5 separate regions of the Homo sapiens genome follow, and regions 1, 2, 4 and 5 are each linked to region 3. The links are chromatin contacts, found by Hi-C or POLR2A ChIA-PET in ENCODE. All regions are on one chromosome and are shown on one strand. Each heading gives the region's core, a stretch centred on a gene start or an enhancer-like site at or near the end of the contact. The rest is flanking DNA. Distances are from core to core; before and after follow the strand shown.

What was found. Hi-C counts contacts between places; a loop is a spot of excess contacts on that map. ChIA-PET counts read pairs that join two places held with the same protein, here RNA polymerase II (POLR2A). Pooled maps may share reads with other maps.
Region 1: a loop to region 3 is called in a map with no recorded cell type, with 17 times the contacts of the local background. The contact joins two enhancer-like sites. A Hi-C loop is called at or near these places in 4 of 37 single-sample maps with no recorded cell type and 7 of 50 pooled maps.
Region 2: a map with no recorded cell type shows a loop between it and region 3 (14-fold over the local background). The contact joins two enhancer-like sites. A Hi-C loop is called at or near these places in 1 of 168 maps with a recorded cell type or tissue (transverse colon), 8 of 37 single-sample maps with no recorded cell type and 6 of 50 pooled maps.
Region 4: a map with no recorded cell type shows a loop between it and region 3 (2.1-fold over the local background). The contact joins the promoter of FAM177B here to the enhancer-like site in region 3. A Hi-C loop is called at or near these places in 4 of 37 single-sample maps with no recorded cell type and 2 of 50 pooled maps.
Region 5: a loop to region 3 is called in a pooled map, with 4 times the contacts of the local background. The contact joins two enhancer-like sites. A Hi-C loop is called at or near these places in 1 of 168 maps with a recorded cell type or tissue (naive thymus-derived CD4-positive, alpha-beta T cell), 1 of 37 single-sample maps with no recorded cell type and 7 of 50 pooled maps. POLR2A ChIA-PET finds 5 or more read pairs at or near these places in 2 of 52 experiments (GM12878 and activated CD4-positive, alpha-beta T cell).

What each region holds. Positions count from the first base shown.
Region 1 is chr1:221,067,514-221,072,857 of GRCh38, forward strand. The region is part of intron 3 of LOC101929750 (a long non-coding RNA gene); the gene reads left to right. Among named protein-coding and RNA genes, the nearest start is that of HLX-AS1, 190 kb to the left of the region's middle. RefSeq lists a silencer at 1,631-1,680. Within about 2 kb of position 1,763, at least 4 of the 41 ENCODE cell types and tissues checked have a DNase peak (open chromatin) inside an H3K27ac peak, as active enhancers do.
Region 2 is chr1:222,453,917-222,458,782 of GRCh38, forward strand. No RefSeq gene overlaps it. Among named protein-coding and RNA genes, the nearest start is that of TRT-TGT2-1, 8.7 kb to the right of the region's middle. RefSeq lists an enhancer at 1,469-1,518. Within about 2 kb of position 1,620, at least 10 of the 41 ENCODE cell types and tissues checked have a DNase peak (open chromatin) inside an H3K27ac peak, as active enhancers do.
Region 3 is chr1:221,776,072-221,781,312 of GRCh38, forward strand. No RefSeq gene overlaps it. Among named protein-coding and RNA genes, the nearest start is that of DUSP10, 37 kb to the left of the region's middle. RefSeq lists enhancers at 1,499-1,588, 1,659-1,708, 1,739-1,788, 2,839-2,888. Within about 2 kb of position 2,605, at least 8 of the 41 ENCODE cell types and tissues checked have a DNase peak (open chromatin) inside an H3K27ac peak, as active enhancers do.
Region 4 is chr1:222,734,280-222,739,117 of GRCh38, forward strand. FAM177B (family with sequence similarity 177 member B) reads left to right here and starts at 2,923. Exons shown (of 6, transcript NM_001394345.1): 1 at 2,923-3,043; 2 at 3,625-3,742. It overlaps BROX (BRO1 domain and CAAX motif containing), which reads left to right. Exons shown (of 13, transcript NM_144695.4): 13 at 1-908. RefSeq lists an enhancer at 2,165-2,706 and a silencer at 4,636-4,685.
Region 5 is chr1:222,650,463-222,655,707 of GRCh38, forward strand. MIA3 (MIA SH3 domain ER export factor 3) reads left to right here. Exons shown (of 28, transcript NM_198551.4): 10 at 172-249; 11 at 331-441; 12 at 1,515-1,586; 13 at 1,766-1,870; 14 at 2,546-2,668; 15 at 2,766-2,877; 16 at 3,781-3,836; 17 at 3,927-4,017; 18 at 4,193-4,331. Among named protein-coding and RNA genes, the nearest start is that of MIA3, 35 kb to the left of the region's middle. RefSeq lists an enhancer at 4,510-4,749. Within about 2 kb of position 3,254, at least 3 of the 41 ENCODE cell types and tissues checked have a DNase peak (open chromatin) inside an H3K27ac peak, as active enhancers do.

The sequences.
Region 1 (5,344 bases), core at 513-3,012, 710 kb before region 3:
TTGTCTATCACCCCTTTGATACATGTCAAAAAAAATCCCACCCACTAGTTCTCTTTCTCCTCTCCCCATCAAGATCAAGCACCATAGACAAATTAAATAATAACAATAATAGAACAGGAAAATAATACACCGATGATCAGACATCAAAATGAAATGCAGACCCTTAGAACAACTTTGCTTCGTGTACTTTTAATACATTTTATATGCCACACGGCAATTTACTGAGAGGTGGATTTTAACATACCACATATGCTATTGGCAAGATAAGAATTACTGAGTTGAATGTTGGTTCACTAAATATGCTGAAACCCTTTTACAGTGTAGACTCTGAGGAACAGCTAACACTCTCTTTATGGGCACATTGAAATGAATTGTGCTTTTACTGTATGTCATTGTTATGTTTCAGGGGACATGATTTCACCAGTAGCTTTGCCAAATTTTTGCAATAACATGATTCCACTGTATTTCTATTTTAGTACCACGATCTCATGCCTTGAAGTTTATTTGAAAAAAGAAAACAACATAAAAAAGAGTGAAGTTCAGCCAAATCCAGGTTATTCAGGATTTAAGTTATAATCCAGCATGAAGATTATCCTAAACTTTTGCTTCTCTTCCTCACCTTTAGTATTTTTCATCTTAAGTGGATGTTCCTGCTCAGTAGCATATTTCCCAGAAAGAATCAATGGGATTTAATTAATTTCTTGTGTGAAATGCTGCAGAGATACTTTTTGAGGGAGGGAGAGAGAGAGAGAATGAGAATGTATGTAGAGAGAGAGAGAAGAGAGAAATGGTTGGAAGCTTTTGGTAATATTTTCTGATATGTATAAACTTAAATTACCTAGAATTCATGAGCACTTCTGCTTGCTATCCATGTAGAAGAGATCATTAAGAGATTGCTGTATTTTATCCATAATGTACTTTTCTAACCTAAATTATTAGGAATAGGAATACCCCATCTGCATGCTATGAATAACACCATGTGTGGAGAATCTGCACAGATCCTGAGATAATTGTAGGGATGAAGCTGTCTAAGGAGAAATCCCAGGCCTTAGGAGAGTGTGAACCTTGTGGAAAGATGAACAAAAGGGGAAGAGCCCTATTTTGAATCAAGGAAATCTTAACTCATGAGAATAAAATTAGTGTGAGGAGCCAAATCCTGAACAATCTTTAGTTTCCTTATTTTCTCTCTGATGACACTGTAACTGTCTAACTAAAAAGGAGAGAATCAAGTTAAGGAGCAAAGTATTTGGTCAACCCTTTAAACTATTTGTCGACATCATTTTATAGGTCAGCATACTTGTTTGAATTTTCCATTTGTCTTTAGAATATCTACCTGGAGAGAAGTCGATATTTAACTAGAAGAGATGGACGCTGTTGGGCTAATACAAAAAGTTAAAAATTCAACCCATGAAACATTGGTTTTTATTTCATTAGCAATTTTGGTTTCATTTTTTTTACCCAAATTAGGCTGAAAAATGAAATCAAAATTGCTGGTGAAATGAAGCCATTTTATACAAATAGCACTTTGCATCCTCAAAAAGAGAGATTCCACAGAATGTTCTTGTACAAACACCTGTAGTTTGGGTCCATGTGGAATCTCTCTTTTTCAGGACACAAAGTGGTATTTGTATAAGAACATTCTGATTCTGGATCCACTAGCTGCAAGAAGACCTGATTGAACCAGTGCCTCCCGCTGTGGGTGAAAATCAGCCTGGCCTCTCCTGGGACACAGAGGGGACCAAACTGTCAGTCACTAGAATGATTTGTTCTCACTTTCCAGCTGGCTGGTTTGGTGCTGTTGTTGATGCTGCCACAGTCATTGTAGTGTAGGGTAGGTAACAGACTAGCCTTCCAAGCACCTAGCTTTCCACCTCCTTGCTGAGACTTTGGCTTGGTCTCCTAGAAATGGCTCCTTTTAACCCAATAAACAGGGAAGTGGGTGGGGGGATAGCTGTTTAAAAAGAGCACATTTTAATGGAAAAATGAGGTATTTTCCATTGTGGTAATGTGTCTTTTTTTTTCAATCATAAAATTGCTCAAAAGAGGAAGCAAAAAGAGGAACATGTATTCATTTGTTTCAACTTGAATTTGTGAAATGAGTTCTTAAGAAAGCTAGCAGGCATCTATTTCGAAGAATTATGACTCCTTTTCGACATGTAAATATCGTATCATTTCCACAGTATAATTATCTCCCATGATGATCTAAATTTATATGACTGTAGATTCCAAACGCAGTTATTGTGGAGTTTCAACAAGACCACATATGAGAAAGAAAGAGAGAAAATATCTGCATGTGTCAGTGTTCAAATGACACCATCAGAGACTGTTGAGAGTAAGACAAGACCTCTCCTTTGTGACCAGTTAACTGATACTAGACAAGTATTGTTCTAGCAGGTAAAATGACTCGAAGATATCTTCAAACTTTATATTTTTTAATAACCCCCATAATACAGAATTACCTATGGATGTACATGTTGGAGTACATTCACGTGAAAGTATAGAATCAGACATTATTCAGGCAGACTTTCCCTGTTCCAAATACTCCTTAATTGAGGAACTACCTTGACTACTAATTTTAAATCACAATAGTTCCATGCAGAAGGGAGAGCTAAGTTTTGGGTTACAAAATTTTGAAAACCACCATATAGAACCCACCTAAAATATCCAACCACCAACTTGCCACTGGCGATGGCTGAGAAAGCAGAAGGGAGGCAGATGTGGTTGTTGCCCAGTTGGAAATGATGATACTAATAAGACTTTAAGTGAAGTAAGCAGAAGGAGTTTGGGGCATTTGTTATGCTCTCCTTGAAGCTCTGTTCTGAGTCCTCCCAGACCTGGCTGGAGATTGATTTTCCTTCTGTGCTAGATATCCTACGTGAAAATAACCATGGCAGTATTAATAATAGCACTGTAGCAGCTGTTTGGAAAGTGAGCACCTTCCATACCTTAACTTTCTATTTTGCCTGGTAGATTGCACTCTTTTCCTTTTCACTAGCAGATAGTTCTCTGAGTACGAATCTAAAGAGAGGAGAGCCAAGGCTATCTATATTGCCTATGGTAAGACAGCATAGTGAGACATTTCCTTAAAAATCTGGGAATGACTGCAAATGGCATTGGGAATACAATCATGAGTTGGTTGCCCCTGATGGTAGTTCTTCAGGTTCATGCATAGGAAGCTCCAAGGGAAGGTTGACTCATTAGATGCACCAAAGGTTGGCTTACTCTAAAAATGAACATGTCATGAGCATGCACACAGGGTTAATAACATATATTGAGCTTTTCCTATATGCTAGATTCTTTTTTACCTTCTTATTAAATCCAAACAACAACGTCCCAGTGAAGATGTTGTTATCAACAAGAATATAAGCAGAATGAGTAGCAATTTGGGTTCACTTGTATACAATAAACACTTGGCACATTTGCTTTTCAAATGATTTAATAAATGTTAACCTTATGGATGAAGAAACAGAGTTTTGCAGAGATTGAATACTCTGCCAAATTCCCCCAGCCAGATAACGCCAGAACAGGGAAACAGGCCTGACGCTATGGGGAGATTTTGTTCCCTGCCAGAGGTTCAGCATACCCAAATCCCCTCCCTTGTGTGGGCCCTGGTTGGAGTTGGACACAAGAAAAATTTGCATGAGATATGGAAGGTAGAAGTGAAGCAGCAGCTGTTATGCTCAGAGGATGGACATATGGATGCCAGGCACCATGACAGTGTCAACTTACACGTCATCACTTATCTGCTGGTTCACCTCGTTGGTGTGGGGCAATGGCTGGGTCCACAGCTTCTCTAGTTTTCAGCAGATCTCTTCCTTTCAGTTCTTTGAGTCCTGAGCCATGGCAGGAACCTTGTGCAGCTTCACGGCAAAGGACACCAGTCTCTTCTGCAAGTTATCTATATTGTTGAGGTTGGAGGCCATGAGATACAGATGTGGGTTTTAGTTTGTCTTGTCTCTCTGTTCATGTCCAGCTTGTCTTCCTGATTGCCAGCCTTCTTGACCTCTAGTGACTTCAAGGCTACTGCCAGATGCAAAGGCAACAGCCTCCCATAGGCTTCTTTATAAGTTCCCACAATGCTGTCGAGTCTAACCTCTTCAGTAAACCATTTATTTCATATCACTTGTGGTGGCTGTGCTTCCATGATCAAACTTTAGCTGTTATGGTTTGTCAGACTCCAAATTTCCAGGATACTGCACTCACTGGGAGACTATGAGGGTGAAGGCACGAGCAGGTTTCAGTGGGACTGGAATCCTCTGGCTTTAGGAAACTGAGTACTTCCTTAATCAGATGCTCAGAGAACAAAGCAAGGGGATATACATGAGCAAAACAGAAAATTGAGAAGTCATATCAATGTTTCATTTAGCTTATGAGATTACAGAGCTAGTAATTTCATGGCCAATTATATGTTTAAGATAGGCCAAAAATAAGTTGAAAAAATATTTCAGTGGCCGTTTGTGGACAATATAAAAATGACATTTTTCTGATTTCTCAATCAGTGCTTTTCAGTATCTTAGTCACAGCCTACATTTACATGCCAAACATCTGCATGGAAAGTGAAAATATGCTGTTATAACCTAGATGAAACATCTGGAAGATGATATTTTTCTACTTTTTATTCATTTGGTGTCACATAGATCTAGGCATCAACACATATCTCTTTTCCCTTAACTTTAAAAAAACATGATTTTATTTTTCAGTGCACTTTTTCTGGAAAACAATTTTGCAAGGTGCAAGGTATTCAGATGAAGTGCTGAAATCTTGGCTGTAGGAAAAGTTAAGCATAACCAACCAACACTTACTTCAACCCCAACTGCAACACTTCTGAGACTTACCCTTTGCCATTTAGCACGTTCCTTTTGCTGTCTGCTTGCACACTATGTACCCTGGGACTTTCCTGGTTTTCTCTGCCTTCTGCTTTTGGGGTAATATTGGTTTAACCAATATTAAACCAAGAAGTACAACATTAGAAAGACCCAATTTTCTTACATGAAAGCAAGAAGTTTATTCAACTCATTGCTTCACTTTATTTCTAGGGGCCTTTTCTAGGTCCAGAAAGAAGTTGTCCTTAGCCCTAGACTTTCTGTACCTCTACCCACCCTCCCTTCAGTATGTATGTACGTTGTCTGTCTTGAGTGAGATAATATGCCCATGCAGATACGCTCTTCTTTGTTTTCTAAGCATTAGGGTTGCTGATACACAACAATATTTTTTCTTGGTAGAAGTATGTTCCATGCAATATTTGGGATATATTTTATGCACAATTACTTGCTGTTTAGCTAAAATTCAAATTTAACTGGGCATCCTGTATTTTATTTGCTAAATCTGTCAACCATAGTGTAGA
Region 2 (4,866 bases), core at 370-2,869, 680 kb after region 3:
TGCCCACTTGTTTTCTCAGATAAACCCGAGTCAGGCTCCCAACTCTCCAGCCCACCCACCCAGGACTTTGCGCAGAGATTTGCCTTCATTTCCTCATCTGTACCCGGTGTGACAACACTTACCTTGCAGGTAGTCATGAGCATTAAATAGAGGAAACTAATCTTCCTAAAGTGCTGGTATCGTGCTTGCTGTTCCAACCCTGATAGCCATCATTACATTATTACAAGTCAAGCTGAAGGGCAGGAGAATAAATTGTAAGAATTTATTAAGCGTGGGTAGGGACCGAGTCTGGGCAGCCACAAGCAAAAATGGGAAAGGGATTCGCATGGTGGGAATGGCATTTGCCCATCTCCATTTTCGAGGCCTCTCTCTGGGTTCAACAGTTCTTCTAAGATCACATATGGCTGTCTGGCCACTTTAGTTGTAAGCTTTCTCTGCTTCCAAGAGATGTGAACTCATTTCAAGCAGCTCATTGGCAGCCCTCCTGCCCATTCTATGCATATTTTACAGAGGAGAGCTTTGAAGCTTAAGCAAAATGGCATTTGCAAGGTCACAGAGCTCACTGGTGGCAGAGCTGGGATACAGGACTATTGGATTCAAAGCCCCCCACCCACTCTTTACCTCCCTCCCCTTTCTAAAGCATGACCCACTGGAGCTTTCACGGTGGGGGCTATAGATTGTGGAAAAAAGTGGCAACATGACTGTGAACTTGCATCTGATCCAGTGATTCCAAATTCCCTTACAATTGAGGCAGAGACTCCGCCAAAGGGACTGGTGAGCCCTGTGACTGGCCCCATCACCATGACAACACTCCTGTTCCAGCGCCTCAAGGGATCTCCACTCTCCTACCTTCTCACGTAGGTGGGAAAGGTGGCGTCCTCACCTACATGTACGGCCAGGACTCCCATAATTTAAGAAGAGCCAGCTAGATCACTAAAATGGTCTCCATGCTACACGTTACAACTGCACATCTCAGCACCCAAAGCCTTCACTGGAGAGAGAAAACCGTGCCTGGGTGACTCGTGACTCGACATTGGCTCCGGACGTGTCAGTACAGAGGAACGTCGGTACCGGATCCCAGACATAGGGCTGAGCCCAGCTGGTTCTCATTCTCTTCTGGGGCCAGGCCTGCTGCTGGTTTCATTTAATTGAATATTTTGATTGTTTGATTTCTGTAGCCAGAAGCCTGTAGGCAGTAAATGCCCTTTTCCATCAGTTCAAGAAAGAAAATGTACCTGCCGAGGTAGTATCTGCTTCGCTGAGCTGCTGACTTATTTTAAGAACTAAATCTTTCCTGTTACTATATTTTTCACTCTGGGGTGTGCGCGCTCCAAGACTGACAGTAACTCAGGTCTAGGACAGGAGCGTCCTCTCGGCGATGACTTAGCGCCACCTACTGACCACTTGCTCAACAGCGGCCACGTTCAGCAACCACGGTGATCTCGACAGACACGAAAATGTTCTGTGCTCTCAACGAGAAGTTCTGCATGTATTCTTCCCTTCTCACATAGCAGAGCTTGCCTAGCAGAATTGTGCTCCTTTTATTTTTTAATATAAGTAAGTTAAGACACAGGGCTCCAGCAAGAAAGCTGAGCAAGTTCTCCATTTGGCAACTGTTTCATACTTCCCGACTTTGGCGGCTGTCATTTATAAATGATGAGCTCATGAGTGAGGAGGCTGATGCAACCCCCAGGGGCCCAAAACACAAGCATGGAGAAAGACAGCCCTCCTGTGGGATCTGATGCAATCGTCTTGTCTTCTTTAGGCTTTGATACCAGTGTTTCTAAACTTTAGGTGCAAGATTATCCTCACAGCACCTCTAAGGAGTATAAACCCCAGGGTTATTACTTACCGGTTACCACAGCAACTCATATGTAAAGAGTTGGAAAGTCCTTCCTCTGTGGTGATTGAGAGTAGACATGGAGCTGTTTGCAACCCCCTAAACACATTGCCCCCTTGCCACACAATAGCAAAAATTGAGAATTATCATCCTGTCACCACCCAGTGGCTCTGGGCCCTCAAGCTCCCAATTACTTACAGATATCTACAGCAGAGTCTCTTGACCTTCGCACCATCGGGTCAGATAGGTCTTTGTTGTTGGGAGGCTGCCTGCGCATTATGAGCATTTAGTAGTATCCTTGGCCTCTACCCACTGGTGTCACTGGCACCCCACCACTGTCCCCAAACCTCCACCCCTGTTATAACAATCAAAATACCTATAGACATTGCCAAATGTTTCCTGGGGGTACAAAATCACCTCTGCTTAAGAACCACCTATCTGGAAGGCAAATACATGGAATATAAGAAGAACAACAACAGTAATAATTACTAGTACTGCTATCATTTAAAAGGTAAAATTGCACCACCAGCTAATGGATAAGTCATCGGCTTCCTAAAAGGCACTAATTACGTGCTGAGACTTTTATGGCCTTATCTTATTTAGTCTTCACAACCAAGAAACCAGTCTGTGTTGACAAAACATTCACATTACAAGGAAACTGAAGATCAGAGATGCCAAGTAACTTGGCCAAGGGTGCAGAGCTGTCAGTGGCTGAACTACCATTTGAAACCAGACTTTCCTGACTGTAAAATCTGAGCCTGTCACCACCTCCAGATCCTGAGGTCACATAGCACAGATAGTTCTGGAACAGTCCTCACTCTCAAAAGTTCTGCCAGAGTATGCTAGCACTATTCAAATAATATATCTAGATTTAGATTTAAAGACATAAAGACTGTAGCTATCCTCTGTAAGAAATTGACCCAAAGTGTGACTGCTGTGGAGGTTTTCCAATAGGGGAATAGAGCGGGCCAGAGTCTTGGCCAGTAATTGACTGTATGGCCTTTATTTGGGGTCAGTTACTTAAGCTCTTGAAGTCTCTTCTTGTTCATATATAAGATAAAAAATTTTGTCAGAGCAATGGTACTCAACTCTGGCTGCACATTAAAATCACTTGGGTAGCTTTTTGCCATGGTTTGGATCTGTGTCCCCACCCAAATCTCATGTAATCCCCAATGTTGGAGGTGGGGCCTGGTGTGAGGTGGGATTGGATCATGGGGGCAGATTTCCCCCTTGGTACTGTCCTCAAGATACTGAGTTCTCATGAGATCTGGTTGTTTAAAAGTATGTGGCACCTCCCTTCTCTTTCTCTTTTGCTCCTGCTCCTACCGTGAAGACATATCTGCTCCCCATTTGCCTTCTGCCATAATTGTAAGTTTCCTGAGGTCTTCCCAGAAGCCAAGCAGATGCCAGCATTGTGCTTCCTGTACAGTCTGTGGAACCATGAGCCAATTAAACCTCTTTTCTTTATAAATTACCCAATCTTGGGTGTTTGTTTGTGGCAATATGAGAATAGCCTAATACAGAAAATTGGTACCAGGAGTAGGATATTGCTATAAAGATACCCAAAAATGTGAAAGCAACTTTGAAACTGGGAAATAGGCAGAGGTTGGAAGAATGTGGAGGGCTAGAAGACAGGAAGTTGAGGGAAGGTTTGGAACATCCTAGAGAGTTGTTTAATGGTTGTGATTAAAATGCTGACAGTGACGTGGACAGTGAAGTCCAGCCTGAAGATGTCTCAGATGGAAATGAGGAACTTATTGGGAATGAGTAAAGGTAACCTTTGCTATGCCTTATCAGACAGCTTAGCTGCATTATGCCCCTGCTCTAGAGATCTGTGGGACTTTGAACTTGAGAGTGGTAATTTAGGATATCTGGCAGAAGAAATTTCTAAGCAGTAAAGTGTTCAAGATGTGACCTGGCTGCTTCTAACAGCCTATGCTCATATGTATGAGCAAAGAAATGACCTGAAGTTGGAACTGATATTTAAATGGGAAACAGAGCATAAAAGTTTGGAAAATTTGCAGCTTGGCTGTGTGGTAGAAAAGAAAAGCCCGTTTTCAGGGAGGAATTTAAGCAGGCTGCAGAAATTTGCATAAATATAAAGGATCCAAGTGCTAATAGCCAAGGCAATGGAGAAAAGGCCTCAAAGGCATTTCAGAGACCTTTGCAGCAGCCCCTCCCATCATAGGCCCAGGGACCTAGGAGGAAAGAATGCTTTTATGGGTTAGGCCCGGGGACTCTGCTGCCCTATGCAGCCTCAGGACACTGCTCTCCACATCCCAGCCACTCCAACTTCAGGCATGGCTCAAAGGGATATAGTACAGGCCACTGCTTCAGAGGGTGCAAGTCATAAGCCTTGGCAATTTCCATGTGATATTAAGCCTGCAGGTGCACAGAGTGCAAGGATTGAGGCTTGGGAGCCTCCACCTAGATTTCAGAGGATATATAGAAAAGCCTGGATGTCCAGGCAGAAGCCTGCAGCAGGGGCAGAAGCCTCATGGAGAACCTCTACTAGGGCAGTATGAAGGAGAAATGTTGAGTTGGAGCCTCCACAAAGAGTCCCCACTGGGGTACTGCTTAGTGGAGCTGCACAAAGAGAGCCACCGTCCTCCAGACCCCAGAATGTTAGAGCCACCAACAGCTTGCACTATGTGCCTGGAAAAGCCACAGTCAATGCCACCCTGTGAGAGCAACCATGGAGGCTGAACCCTGCAAAGTCATAGAGGCAGAGCTGCCCAAGGCCTGGGGAGAGCACTCCTCACACCAATGTGACCTGCATGTGAGACATGGAGTCAAAAGAGTTTATTTTGGAGCTTTAAGTTTTAATGACTGCCCTGCTGGGTTTTGGACTCGCATGGGGCCTGTAGTTCCTTTCTTTTGGCAGATTCGTCCCTTTTGAAATGGGAATGTTTACCCAATGCTAGTATCCTCATTGTATCTTGAAGCAAATAACTTCTTTTTTATTTTTTAGGCTCATAGGTGGAAGGAACTTGCCTTGTCTCAGATGAGACTTTGAACTTTGGAAT
Region 3 (5,241 bases), core at 1,355-3,854:
CATCAAAAATTTTAAAACATTATTATCACCCCTAAAAGAAATCCGTACCCATTAGCCATCAGTTTCCAATACCCTCATCAACTCCCCACGCTGGGCAACCACTAATCTACTTTGCATCTATATACATTTGCCTAATCTGGCTTTTCGTCTAAACGGAATAATACATAATGTGGGCTTTTGTGACTGGCTTCTTTCACTTAAAATAATGTTTTCAGGGTTTTGCCATGTTGCAGCATGTGTCAGCTCTTCATACCTTTTGACAGCCCGATAATATTCCATTGCACGGATTATACATTTTGCTTATCCACTCGTCTATTGATGGACATCTGGATTGTTTCCAGTGTTTAACCATCATGAATAAAGATGCTATGCACATTGGTTTACAAATTTTAGGTGTGAACATAAATTTTTACTGGAGAAAGTTTTTTTTTTTTTCTTAAGTGAAAGCAAGTTTGTTAAGAAAGTAAAGGAATAAACAATGGCTACTCCATAGGCAGAGTAGCCCTGAGGGCTTCTGGTTGCCCGTTTTTATGGTTGTTTCCTGATTATAGGCTAAACAAGGAATGGATTATTCACAAGTCTTCCAGGAAAGAGGTGGACAATTCCCAGAACTGAGGGTTCCTCCCCATTTTAGATCATACAGGGTAACTTCCTGATGTTGCCATGGCATCTGTAATTTGTCATGGCGCTAGTGGGTGTGTAGCAGTGAGAACAACCTGAGACAGTTTTGACCCTTAAACAAAGTGGGTGATATGGCTGTCAGCAAGAGAAAGGCAGGTAGGCAGGACTTCTGGGAGGAACAGCCACCTGCTCAGGAAGAAACCCTTCCACCCCAGCTCTTCCACTACCTGTGCAACCACCAGCAAATCACGAGATATCTCAGATCCACGTCTGCAAAACGGACATAAATCTTAGCCACATTGACCTCACACTTCCTTTTTTTTTGTGTTTCATATGGGATAATTAGCATAAAGCTGTTTTCAAAGGAAAAATACTACACAAAGACCCAACAGGATAGTTGTTCTTATCACATCACTGTCATTTTGGCAATTCTTGAAATTGCCAGTACCTAGTGAGCTAATGACCTTCTCACTCAGAACCAGGGAAGGAGAATCACACTCAGGCCTTTCTCTCTGGTGCCTGAAAAGATTTTCAGTACAGTAGAGATGTGATCTCATTGTGACTCTCAGAAGCTGTGCTTAGGCTTTCAGTCAATAGGCAACCTCTTTGGGGATAAAAGAACCATCTTATTCACAATGGCTTGCTGTACAAAAAAAATTAGAATAAAAGAATTATTTAATTCGTTGATTTATTCACTACTTTTTAGCATTTATGATGTGCTCAGCAGTGAGTTGTGTGCTTATAGAGGGTGGTGGAATGAGCGGCGGTAATATAAGAAAGTACTTGAAATTTGATGCTGCTTTTAGGGGAAGCCAATGTGGCCACTTCTGCTTTCTTATTGACTATTGGAAATGTAGTACAGTACTAGTAATTGTACTCTGGAATGGGCCAGTGGAAGCCAATTCGGAAAAAGCGGTCCAAGGAAGACTATAATGCTTGGAAGGAGAAGGGGAAAATGACAGAGGAAAAGAAGAGAAAAGATGGAGAGAGAGAAAGAGAAGAGAGAAAAAAGAAATTATAACTTCTTCCACCTTTAAGGAAGTGATGAGCCCACATATAGCCCAGGTGATTTTGAGCTAAATATAAAGCTTGTGAATTCCCCCCAGTGCCCAATTTGGCCCCTAGAGGTGGAGACAAGTTCAGTGGCCACAAAACCAGAGACTCTAAGTTCATAGAAGGGAGGAGAGAATGGTAGATGTGTGGGAGCAGGGAATTTACCTGCTTCCTGTTTCGGCCCCTTTTGCTAAAGTGAAATGCTGTGGTTTTGCTGGTTATACTTGTTAATACAATTCCCTCCCCTTGCAGGATATGTGTGTGGTAACGGCACCATCTGGGTTAGCGAAATAGATACTCCGAGGTATAACACACTAAACACAGCAGGATGTTTATAAAATTCTTAATCTGGGCCCTTTGGACCACCAAGAATAGACATAGAGATTATACAAGCAAATTACTAAATCAGGCTGAAACCAGACATATAAGCATTTTCATAAATACTTAAAAATTTACCTATACCACGAGAGGCCAACTCTCAGACCATTCTCTGAGAAATACTAGACCACCCTGAGATGCTGGTACCTTAAGCACACATTGTCTCTTCTTGTTATGTGGTCATCACCACCAGGATATCCGCCCCTCTCCTGCCCTGAACATCTAGAGCAATTTGGCTGGGCACAGTGTTCTTTCCAGAACATTTGATTGCTATACTTACATAAGGAGAAAACTCTATTTTCATTTGAAGACTTCAGACCTCCTTCACAAAGTGATACTGCAGTGAGGAAAAAATGCAAACTGAGGAGCCACGAAAGCTTGCAGCTGAAACAGTGGGGTCTTAGACAAATGATTTTGCCTCCTCATCTGTACCACAATAATAAGAAAGTTCATCCGACAGAAGTATTTGAAAAAAGCATCTGCTTTCATGTCTGGCACATAGTAGGCATTCCAAGAAGGCTAGTAGCTCTTACCCACGCCCCTTTTGAGGTGATTTTCGCTTACAACCAAGCCAGAAGGAAGTCATAAAGCTCACGGGCCTTACATAGAGAGGAAGCATCAGAGAGTTCTCACTCACAGCCCTCACTGCTCAGTGCAGGAGCCGCCCCAGTTGACAGGACTCACTTCCTCTGTCTACACTCCCAAACCTTCTGTGCCCAGCAGTGTGTGCACATCTGTCTACACTGAGCTCTAACCAGAGTGCCTGGTTGGGGTCATGACCTGGCTCATTCAGCAGCATGAGCTGGAAAGGACTTTGGCTAATAGGACACCTGGTATCCAATAAATTCCCCACCCTGTATTTGTGACTGCTAAAAAGCCGAGTACAGATGATAGGCAATTCATTTTGATGGTAAAGAGTGGCCCGTTCAGGGGAGAAAAAGGGAGTCCCCTAAAGAGACCCTGGGTGCTCAATGCCAGGAGCAGAGTGAGCTTGTGTACGGGATGTGTGCTAAGGATGTGTATAGCATGGTGAGTTACATTTTTAAAAAATCACAAAAAATGTACAGGTCTAGGGCTGAAAGTTCTTAGAGCTGCCTCACAAGAGTTGAGGTCCTTTCCCATTGTTTGCAATCTCAGATTGGTTCTTCTTCCCAGGGGCACATGGCACATAGCACTTTGGTGATGGGGACTGCTTTGCTGATGTCAGGGTCAAGGGGTGCATGGACCATGGGCAGAGTGCTGGGCTCAGCCAAATGGTTCTGGGTAGGTCTTGCCTCTTGTAGCTTCAGTTTTCTCTTTTGTCTGGTGAAGTTATTACGAAAACTCATCTCTAGCCTTGGCTTATGGGATAATATTCTTGATAGGACTTTGAAAATTTGAGATTTTGATAGAAGTGTAAGGGAGCAATTTTTTAGATTGGTTCTATGTGCCAAGGGGGAGAGGGCAAACAAAGGCACATTGGGGTGCTGGTTATGAGTTTGCTTGCACACTCGCAGTGTTCTCTTCCCTGGTCTGGGGCATTGTGTCTGTTCACACAGTTGAAAACCAATGGTGGCCGTGGGCAGCCCTGGACCTCCTAAGGACACAAGGCGAAACCAACCACCTAGCCACAAAACAGACGCAACCAGAGCCTAGCTAGCTCTCCAGCCTCTGGGCTCTCCCTGCATGGACGGCCACTCTACCTACCTCTAAGACCTATCTGGGCTTGGAAAAGGAAGCTCCTGAGCAGCCTCAGCCCTGATGGTGAACTCAGCATCAAGCCACAGCTTCTATCAGTCAGCCTGGAGAAAGCAGGCCCAGAGATGCACATTAGGATCCTGCCTGGCTCACAAATTCCTCTGCAGTGAAGTGACAGGAGTCAAGCTAGTATTGCAGCCTGAGTCATGTCACCTCCCTTGCAGGTTTCCTTAAGGTCATGAGTCTCCTGTGCATGGATTCATAATCCATGATCCAGTTTGAGTAAGTTGGCCCATGGTTTAGGCTTTGGTCCCCAAGCTTCTGTTTTGATATCTGTCTGCTATTCCCTGTCCTTCCCCTGCAACAATCCCATCCTCAAATCCAGTTTTCCTGCATTTCCAAATAGCACCTTCTCCGCTATGGTAGACAGCTTCAAGGTAGTCCCCACTCATCCTCACCTTGAAGCCATACCCTTGAGCAGTTTGCTCTCACATTCACTCGGGGTGACCTGTGTGACCACAGTAGCATGCAGCTGACGTGACAATGTACAACCTCTGAGGTGAGGTCATGGGAGATGTCGCGGCTTCTGTCTTGTGCCCTTGGACCCATCCCCCTGGGGAAACCAGCCACCTTGCCATCAGCCCCAGCAGCCTTGTGGGAGGTTCCCTGGGGAGGAACCAGAGCTGTCCACGAAGGGTCAGGAGCCACCTTGGAAGCAGATCCCAGGGTCCAGGCAAGCCTTCATAAGACTGTATCTGGCCGACATTTGATTGTGACCTCATGTGAGACTTTGGGCCAGAACCACCAACAAAGCTGCTCCTGAATTCCCAATTCACAGAAACCGTTAGAGAATAATTATTTTAAGTTACAAAATTTAGGGGCTACTTGTCAAACAGATAACAGAACCAGAGAATAGATAACCAATACACCTGCTTCTCTAGTTTCCTTAAGGCAGTGCTCCACCTACCCATTGAACACCCCATTATACTCAGGGAAGATGACCCCCAAACCCTATCACCTCTCACCCGATCATGTGCTAGTGATTACTGTGCTAGTACTTGCTAATTCTATTCCATTCCTATTACTCCGTCTTGCTGTGAGTACAAAAGCCAGGCTTTTCTATGAGTTCTGAAATAACAGTGTAATGAGGCAAATTCAAACTAGCACTAAGAAGATACTCAGAAGGGTAAAGTTCCCAGGACACAGACAACCCTATAGACTAGGCTTGCTCTAAGTGTTAATCCCTTTGCAGATACATTCTGTAGGTAAGAAGGCAAATGCCTTTTCCAAAAGGGCCTGTGTCCATTTCACAGATGAGGAAACTGGGACTTATGCAGAGCCTTGCTAGGCTTGGTGTATGTGAGGGCTCAGCACACTGGTTGACCAGCCTGCTGTGGGGTCTCTGTCTTACCCATGAGTCATGCTTTCTGCTTCCAGGGATGCAGTCTGGTATTGAGCCACTTATGGCCTTTTTCCCTCAATACACTTGACCCAGTTCACTTTGGGGAAACT
Region 4 (4,838 bases), core at 1,673-4,172, 960 kb after region 3:
ACACTTACATAGATAAGCCATTGAATCCACACAGCAGCCCTGTAAGAAATAAGTAAAATCTGCATAAAGTGTTGAAATAGGAATATACATTTCATTATGAAAAATGAATAGATTATGCCTATCTGAATCAATATTGCATTCAAATAAGTGATTACTTAAATCATATATCATAGTTTACACTCCTTAAAAAAAGGTACATAAATTCAGTGAGGTTTTTTTCTTAACATACAGAAGTACTAAATACTGCTTGCAGTATAATATTGATATTGGAAGCTGCAGTTTCCAGAATAAGTGGAGTAATAACTAAACAGACATTTAATTTTATTTCAATATCTATGGAAAAAACACTTATTAAATCTCCCTGTATTTTATGTTGTCTTTATTACAGAATCACTTGTCTGTTTGTTGTGTGCCACTTACTGACAAAACTTTAAACAGTACTTGATGCCAGCTCTCTACTCTGTGGCTGTGGGACCTGTTTCTTTTAGGTACTTGTGCTTATTAATCTACTTACTAAATTTTCACATTGACATTTTTGGGGATGATACTACCATATACGAAATGGAAAATGTAATATGCTCAGTGCTTCTGTAAAATGCAGCAATACTGGTATTACTTTACATCAGTAGGCATCTTTGACATGAGCATATAAATATTTTGTTGACTCAGCAAAGGTGACACTTTGTGACTAAAGTATCCCATTATATATAATGTTTTTTGAAATGTTGGAAATTTTGGGGAATTATCAAATGTATAGAAGTTGCATGAAGGTTATAGAGAGGTGTAACTGTTTGTTAACTATTACATGGATTTCATACTAGGCAGTGACAACTAACATGTTACTTCAACTAAAAGTGTATAATGGGTTGTCTTTTTATTTATGAAAATAAAAGTAATTTTACTTACAATTTCATTGAGATCTTTTGTTTTTCGACAAATATTTTTATACTTACTAAGCCAGTAGCAGTTAAAACAGTGCAAAATTATTCTTCACAGTAATGTTTTAAAATGACAGATAACCAGGCATGGTGGCTTACGCCTATAATCCTAGCATTTTAGGAGGCTTGGGCAGGAAGATTGCTTGAGCCCAGGAGTTGAGACCAGCCTGGACAACGTGGTGAAACCCTGTCTCTGTAAAAAATAAAAAATTAGCTGGGTATGGTGGCACGTGCAGTGAACCACAGTCATGCCACTGCACTCCAGCCTGGGCGACACAGTGAGGCCCTGTCTCAAAAAAAATAAAATGACAAACATTTGCATCAATTGTTTTATGCTTCATGGGTTCATTAAATATTCAACGCTCCTTGTTCAGTTTCTACTTATGTTTATTGGCACCTATCACTTCTTAATCTCAAAGGATTTTGATTGGCCTGTTTATGTCTCGTGCTTAGTAATAGCCAACATGATACAGTATTTGTACTATGGTACGCTAAGCTAAAGAGTGTATCATTATCGCTGTACAATAATCTGTAGAAAACTCTATTCCTTGCAAACTTGAGGCAGCACTTTTAGCGTTGTATAAATGCATGCAGAAATAATACCATATTCAGAATTCTTTCAGAATTAGAGTACTCATGCTTTAGAAAATACTGGGTTTCTTATCTCTTAATGTGTGTAAAATAAACTTGGAATGTCACTTTGGGTTACCATAAGTTTGTATCTAAAGATTTTATTTGACATTTGAATAATTTGCTTAAAATTTAAATATTTAAGAATGTTATAGTAATAAAGGGATCAAAATAGTTAATCTGGAAGGGGAGTTGACAAATTATAAAACAGAAAACTATATTTGATTGTGCATATCCAAAAAGCCAGAGCTATCACTTCAGCAATTTAATGTATCTAATGCCTGTGATTTGCTTGAGGTCGGTAGAAGCTTATATAGTCACTTTCAGAGCACTCCCCTGAGAAAATGTCAAGACTTGAATTTGCTTCTCTAATGCAGAGCTTCTCAAGTAGTTTGTCTCAAGCTATTGATCGAAGCCTTCTGGGTGTCTAGCTGGGCAGCACTTAAGGTGGCTGGAGCTCCCAGGCTGGTCGCCTCCAGAATTCCAAACAACTAATTTTCTCTATCTGCCATGATGTAAAAAATGCTGTGAAACACCACAGTGGGACAGGCATGGACAGGCATGCAGGCAGTGGGGTGCATGTATGTGGTTTAATACTGAAAATAAGGATACAAAAATCCTGCCAGGTGATGCTCCTGTAATTCTCAAGGAGCGGCAGTGATTTGTTATTTCACATTTTTCCTCACTCTATCCTTGCCCCTGACACACACACTGCAAGTCACTGATTGGAGCAGGCCAGTTCCTTCAGGTGAAGGGGCCTAGAGAAATGTCGGTGAATACCCAGTGAATACCACGCTGTGAAACTCTGCATCTGAGGCACGCAGTGGGGCTTTGGTTCTCTCCTCTCACCAGGGGTTTGACCTTTCAACCACCTCAGAAAAAAGGAAAGGTGGAAGCAGGAAGGGGGACCAGCAGCTCCAGGCAAGCAATGCTAATTAGCTCCAGCGTAATGACCCAACATCAGTTCTTAGCTGAATTTTAACAGTCCATTTGAAAACATTTTCTAGATAAATGAAAATGGAAAGAGCTCTAGAAAATGTTTAAGTGTTACATACTTAAAATAGTATATTTACTTATTGAAGTTAAATGCCAAGATGTAGAACTAGTGTGTTATTTTCTTGGTACAGATTACAATGCTGTGTTTCAGTGAAGGAGCTAATTGAAATGATTAGTAGATAGATGTAATCAGAAAAATATTAAATGAAGATAGTAATTTCTAAAGCAGGAAATAAAGACAGTTACAAGTCTGTTCTTATTTTTCCAATCTGTTATATAACTCCTCCCACCCATTAACCTTAACTAAATGTATGATTCATTTGTTAAACAAATACTGAGTTCCAGCTACGTGTAAGGCATCATAGGGGCAGAAGATACAGCAGTGAACATAACAGGTAAAACCCTCCCCCTCTGCCAAGGGGCAGGACAGGGAGGAAAGGGAAGACAGAGACAGGTGGAATATGGAGTGTTCAGTGTTGGTAAGTGCTAAGGAGAAAAAATGAAACAGGAGGTAAGATGCAGAGGGTGGTGGTGAAGGCAATGGGAGGTTGCCTTGAAAGCGGAGCTCAGTGTAGTCTCCATTTGAGTTAAAGACTGGAAATGAGCAAGGAAACAGTCTAAGGAAAGAAAGACTAATAGAGCAGCCAGCAGAGAGCTCTCTGCAGAGAGAGAGGGCGGACCTGTGTGGTCAGGGAATTGCAGGAAGAAGGCCCGTGGGGTTAGAGTGATGTCAGTGGTGGGAGAGTAGTACAAGATGGCGTCAGAAAGCTCGTAGGGGTTAGGTATACAGCCTTGTAGGCCATTATGAGGAGTTTGGCTTTTACTCTAGGTGAGACGGGAACCCACTGGAGAGTTTTAAGCAAAGACATGACATGGTCTCACTTAGGATTTAACAATTCTGGCTCCTTTTCGAGCGTAGACTGGAGGGGGCCAATTAGGAGGCTGCTGCAATAATCTAGGTGAGAGACGACGGCAAGGGTGAGAGATGATAGACCAGGGTGGTAGCAGTGGAGTAATGAAAAGTATGATTCCAGAAATATCCAAGACAATTTCCTGGCAGATTTGATGTGAGGTGTGATTAAAGAAGAACCAAGAATGACTTTAGTGTTGTTGGCCTGAGCAACTGGAAGAACAGAGTTGCCATTTATTGAGATGAGAAGGCTGCCAGAAGAGTAGAGGTAAATGTGTGAGTATGTGTGTGTTGGGGGGATGGAGGGAGAGTTGCACTGAAAGCATGAGCAAAGATTTAGACAAATTAGGATTGAGATGTCCATTAGACAACTAAGAAGAGATGTCAAGCAGGTAGTTGGATCTGTGAGACTCAGGGAAAAAGTCTGACCTGGAGAATATAAATGTTACAATCATCTGTGTGTGGATAGTATTGAAAGCCACAGGGCCAAAGGAGATCATCAAGAAAGCAGATAGGAAAGAGAAGAGGTCCAATCACTGAGCCCTGGGGTAATACAATATTTAAAAGGTCAGAGAGATTATATGGCCTGTTAATTACATTATATACTTAGGAACTATCCTTCATAGTCTGTATTTGGGGTTTTTAAGAAACAAAAGGTAGAGGTGCTCCCAAGAATTAAACTGAGCCGGGCGCAGTGGCTCATGCCTGTAATCCCAGCACTTTGGGAGGCTGAGGCAGGAGGATCGCTTGAGTCCAGAAGTTCAAGACCAGCCTGGGCAATATAGGGAGACTCCGTCTCTACAAAAACTGCAAAAAAAAAAAAAAAAAGGCTGGGCGTGTGGCACGTGCCTGTGGGAGGTCGAGGTTGCACCACTGCACCACTCCAGCCTGGGCAAAAGCAAGACCGTGTCTCAAAAAAAAGAAAAAAAAAATTAAACCAAAGCCAAAAGAAGATCACTTACAAAATACCGACATCTAGGTGTGAAGCTGGCAATGTTCCCAAGGTTTTTGTAAATAAGTTGATTCCAAACTGTTCACTATTGAGACCCCTCTGTGTGACATGTACCGATTACAAAGATGAATTTTGCATAGCATATTCTAAAATGCCCATTAGGTGGCAGAAAAACATTCAGTAAACCAACTGTGAGCTAGCTAGTGCTCACTCTTGTGCTCATTCACGGTCTCTCTCTCCACTCCCCTCCAACCTCCCAAAGAGCCCTCTGAACTTAAAGATGTATATGGCTATTAATGCACAACACCATAATCATAAAGAACGAAGACTGGTATTTTCTTCAGAGAGCCAACAGATATCATCAGTCTGTAAGATAATAGAGGCAAGCCAGGTGTACAGGGGATGAGGGTGT
Region 5 (5,245 bases), core at 2,004-4,503, 880 kb after region 3:
GTATTTTTAAATAGTATTTATTATTACATTAATTCCTATAAACCATCCAGATCTTAAGCAGTCATATGTGTAAAGTACTGTTTTCTTCTGTAAGAGGTCAGTCACTTGAAAATAAGTTCTGGTAGCACTATACTTTATATTTCTGGATTCTGAATGCTTTATTTTATATAGATCAAGGAATCAAAGAAACATGTTCAGGAAACCAGGAAACAAAATATGATTCTCTCTGATGAAGCAATTAAATATAAGGTAAAAACTTCTTTTGGGGATTACATTTTAAAACAAAAGTAAAAGTAATGAGTATAACTAACCTTAATATCTTTTTTGTAGGATAAAATCAAGACACTTGAAAAAAATCAGGAAATTCTGGATGACACAGCTAAAAATCTTCGTGTTATGCTAGAATCTGAGAGAGAACAGAATGTCAAGAATCAGGACTTGGTAAGAGTTTTGCTGCTAAGTATTACTAATAATTTGGGTTTTGAACTCTTTTGTAGATTGAGTTGAACTCTTTATTTTCCATGCTGTTATGTGAAGTAAGAGTGCGAGTCAGGGAAGTTGAACCTACTTCTGTCCATTTTTGTGGAATTTTAAGTACTTACACAAGAAATTATTCTTACAGGCCTAGGAAGTATTTTGGTTCTCAACCCTAGGTAATTGTCATATTGCTTGGCTCTGCCCTCCGAAACATGTGGAACAACTAAGAAACCCAGTTGAACAGTCCTTGTGTTTTGTTTTGTTTTGCAAAGTTTTTTTTTTTTTTTGCTATAAACATTTTATTTTATTAATAGAATAGTTTTAGAATGACCTAAAAGTTGCAAAGATAGTAGAGAGGGTTCCATAAATCCCACACCCTATTAATCTTGATGACCTCGTTGAGGTAGTATTGCCAGGTTTCTTCACTGTAAAATTACTTTTTTTTTTTTTAAACTTTTTGCATTATTGTACTCTTTGGAAGGAAGTTACTATCGCAGCCCACAGTTAAAAAGTGAAGGGTTATGCTCCATCCTCTTGAGGAGCCAGAATCTTCATAAATTATCTAGAATTCTATATGGGTGATCTGTCTATTCTCACTCCAATCCTACCATTTTTAATTTAGGCAAGAGCAATTGGTGTTTGACAAAACAATTGTCAAATTGTACTAAATTAAAGTACCTTGGGGATTATTTTTTTCTCTTGCCACAAGAAAAAAAAAAGTCACATTGATTTGAACTGGTTTACTTAAAAGTTTTTTCAGTTTCTTTTCTTTCACCTTTTAGTCTGGTCATCTACCACATTTTATTCTAACCAGGAAGGTTGTGTATGCTGTGAAATATTTATGCCTTTGATTATTTTCCCTTACCTCTTTAAGTTCTTGATTTTTCCCGAGGGCAAAACTGAAACACCTGCTTTTACCTGAAACATAGGGGATGGCTCTGGGACATACTTTGTTGATGTTTCTTCTTCTTAGTATGTATCCCAGTGTTTCTACTAAAATCCTAATATGCATTTTGTGTTCTGTTTTTACATGGCAGATATCAGAAAACAAGAAATCTATAGAGAAGTTAAAGGATGTTATTTCAATGAATGCCTCAGAATTTTCAGAGGTAAAGCTGACTGTAATTCCTGCAGGATATTAATACTATATCATAGTTTGATTGCAGAGCAAAAATTTGATATATGCTAAAATGTGCAAAAAATGAAAACTACATGATGTTGGGTTGGAAAAGTAACTTTTTCTGGTTTTCTTTGGAATTAATTCACTAATAGGAGTGTTTTGCATTAGGTTCAGATTGCACTTAATGAAGCTAAGCTTAGTGAAGAGAAGGTGAAGTCTGAATGCCATCGGGTTCAAGAAGAAAATGCTAGGCTTAAGAAGAAAAAAGAGCAGGTAAAGGAAAGTGCGTGTCCCAGGTCATGTAAAATAGAGAACTCAGTATCATACCTCATGAATGCCTTTACTCAGATCTATTTTTAGGGTAATATATGTGCAGGATTCTGTTCTTAGATATGCAAAGTTTAAACTATGCTTCCAAAATTGAGTGTAGGTATACATTCTCTATCTGTTCTGGATTTTCTGTTCTGTACAATTTATTTTGGCTATCAGAGTGTGTAGTCTTGTTTTGTCAGACACCAATTGCTATTAACTTGAGTAGCCTCGAGTGGGTAGTAGATTGGCTTTTTAGACCCAAGAGTTAGATATTTTATAACCCTCCTTTGAGTAGTTACTGCTTCACTAGCCAAGGGAAGGTTACATGATCAGGAGTGTGGACTTGGGAGATAGTAGGATGAGCCCTTCTGTTCCTTCTGGAAGTGAATTATTTGAATTGGCTACAATTTTCTGAAGGATGCAATAAACAAGATCAATTTCCTTGATAGCTCTGATGTTCTCACTACAGCTCTGAGGGTTGGGGCCACTGTCTCCTCCCACTTAACCAAGGTCTTAGCCCATAGTGATAGGCCAAGGAGAGGCATGGTTCCTTATTTACCTGTCTCATTCATGTGGTCCTAATGTCTCCAGTGCAAAAGCCCTAACCTGTGGGAATCATGTGTTTTAACTTTGCAGTTGCAGCAGGAAATCGAAGACTGGAGTAAATTACATGCTGAGCTCAGTGAGCAAATCAAATCATTTGAGAAGTCTCAGAAAGATTTGGAAGTAGCTCTTACTCACAAGGATGATAATATTAATGTAAGTGCGTTCATGAATACAAGCTTAATTCTTGTGAATTATCAAATCTGTTGAATTAAATGGAAAGACTCTTAATGCCCTTTTACTTCTTTTCTAGGCTTTGACTAACTGCATTACACAGTTGAATCTGTTAGAGTGTGAATCTGAATCTGAGGGTCAAAATAAAGGTGGAAATGATTCAGATGAATTAGCAAATGGAGAAGTGGGAGGTAAGATCAGCCTCAAGGAGGATGGACCCCTTTTGCCTTCCTGTCTTTAAGTGCACCAGTGCTACTTTTCAGCTGGCTGCATTTCCTCTTAAGCTTTCGAGGTGTAAATACATTGGATTTGAATGTGTGTCTGTTTGCATTGGGCAGAGGTGGATTGCTAGGGTGAGGTGTAGCAGTAAGCATGCAGTGAACACTGACTTTGTTTTCACATTGAGACTAGAAGGGTGCACGGGAGCTGCACTGGTCATGTCTTACACCTCTAAGTATTGGACACATACAGTAGTAGAAACTTGTTTTTCAATTTCATGGAGATAACATTTTAAAACTTGTCATCTCAGTAGCTGTGTGGTTTTAAGGCCCACAACTGGTTTTAAGAGTACTGAGGTGGTTGGAGGCATAAACTGACTAAGGCCATGAAAGAAAACCACAACTGGTTTTGAGAGTACTGAGGTGGTTGGATCCATAAACTAAGGCCATGAGAGTGGAGGCTATAGTGTTGCAGTGTTTACTGATGAGGAAAATGTTTCTAGATGCCCTCTCTCAAGTTGGATATTGCTTGTGTAGTGGGTGTTTTAAACCACACCTGGTAGTAGATTCTGGAGGAGAATAGGAGGGAATCTTTCTGAATAAGACACTAAGCCCAGATGGAAGAAAGAGCTTTATCTCACATGTTTCTTCTTGCTCAATAATGGCATGTATAACATGTTTATTGTACAAATGGGAATTCACTTTTTCAGTCTTAAGTTTGCAGTTCTCTTAAAAGTCAGTCTAATCCTTTTCTGTTTTTGTTTGTTCTTTAAATGTTTGAACATGACAATTGTTTAGTTTTGGGTAAATCAAGAAAATATAGATTTAAAAAGCAAGGGAAGAAAAAGCAATGAAAGAAAGCCTTTTGTTTTTTAGGTGACCGGAATGAGAAGATGAAAAATCAAATTAAGCAGATGATGGATGTCTCTCGGGTATAATCGTTTTTAGAGTCCCATAATTGCCTGTGAATACTTTTACTATGCCTCACTTTTATGAATACTTGTCTCTTCTGCAATTTTTAGACACAGACTGCAATATCGGTAGTTGAAGAGGATCTAAAGCTTTTACAGCTTAAGCTAAGAGCCTCCGTGTCCACTAAATGTAACCTGGAAGGTAGGTTGCTTCTTGAGAAGAAATTGCTATATATTGGAAAGATACAAAATTGCATTAGAAAGATAAAGAGCGGCTTCCTGCTTTCATACTTCTCATTTCTCTCAGCACCAGCCCCCAACCAAGTTCTCAAGTTCTTGTGCACACATATGGAACTCAAATGTTTTATCCTTTACAGACCAGGTAAAGAAATTGGAAGATGACCGCAACTCACTACAAGCTGCCAAAGCTGGACTGGAAGATGAATGCAAAACCTTGAGGCAGAAAGTGGAGATTCTGAATGAGCTCTATCAGCAGAAGGAGATGGCTTTGCAAAAGTAAGATTATCATCATTTACTGTTAACTGTATTGTCATGTCAGTAAATAAATGTGTACTAATATAGATAATGTTATCGTTTTTCAGGATTGTACTCTTTTGCATCTGTAATTAGTATAAATTTGTCTTTCTTTCTTTCTGCTTTGTTTCTCATAAGCTGCATTTTTCTTTCCTTTCTAACCAGTAGTCAAAAACTGTTGCCTGTAACTCACTTAAGGGGGAGCAGTGTACTGGTACTGACGGTCGCTGCTGTGGGAGTGCTTCTCTTTTGAAGATCTGGCCATGCCTTGTCTGTGGCTCCGCCACTTGTTTCACTTTCCTTTCTTTGTGGTCAATTATGTAATTTCCTTTAAACAGTCTGAGGGATTTGTATGACGTGTTTTAGTAGAATAAAAACTTCAAAAAAGGAAAATTTACTTATTGAAGGTACATTTAGTTTTGGACTTCACAGAGTAAAATATTCAAACTAAACATAATTGTGGCAAAGATATTAGGAGTTTTGAATGTAGAACTATTTGGTGTGTATATTTAGATAATAATCCTCTGAAATACATATCTCAAATTTCGAGCGAGGTACCTTTTGAGAGGTATATTTTTATAGTTCAAGTTTTTTGTCCACAAAAACATCTGAATTCTCTAAAAATAGGTTATCTGTGGCAGTTGCTATTTGTGTTTGCTCTTATGTTTTACTCTTTGGTGTATATGGCAGTGTGTGAGGAGGCCTCTCTTGCTAAGCAAATTTAACTTTTTTAAATGCTTAGACTGCTACTGCTGTATGCCATTAAATATTGAAACCATACCATTAACTTTTTCTCTAATTCTTTGCTCACCAGGCAGCCAGTTTAGATTTTCCAGGTTTTGTTCAGGCCAGCTCTAAATAAATGCCTGTCCTGCTTCAGAGAGACATTCCTCATT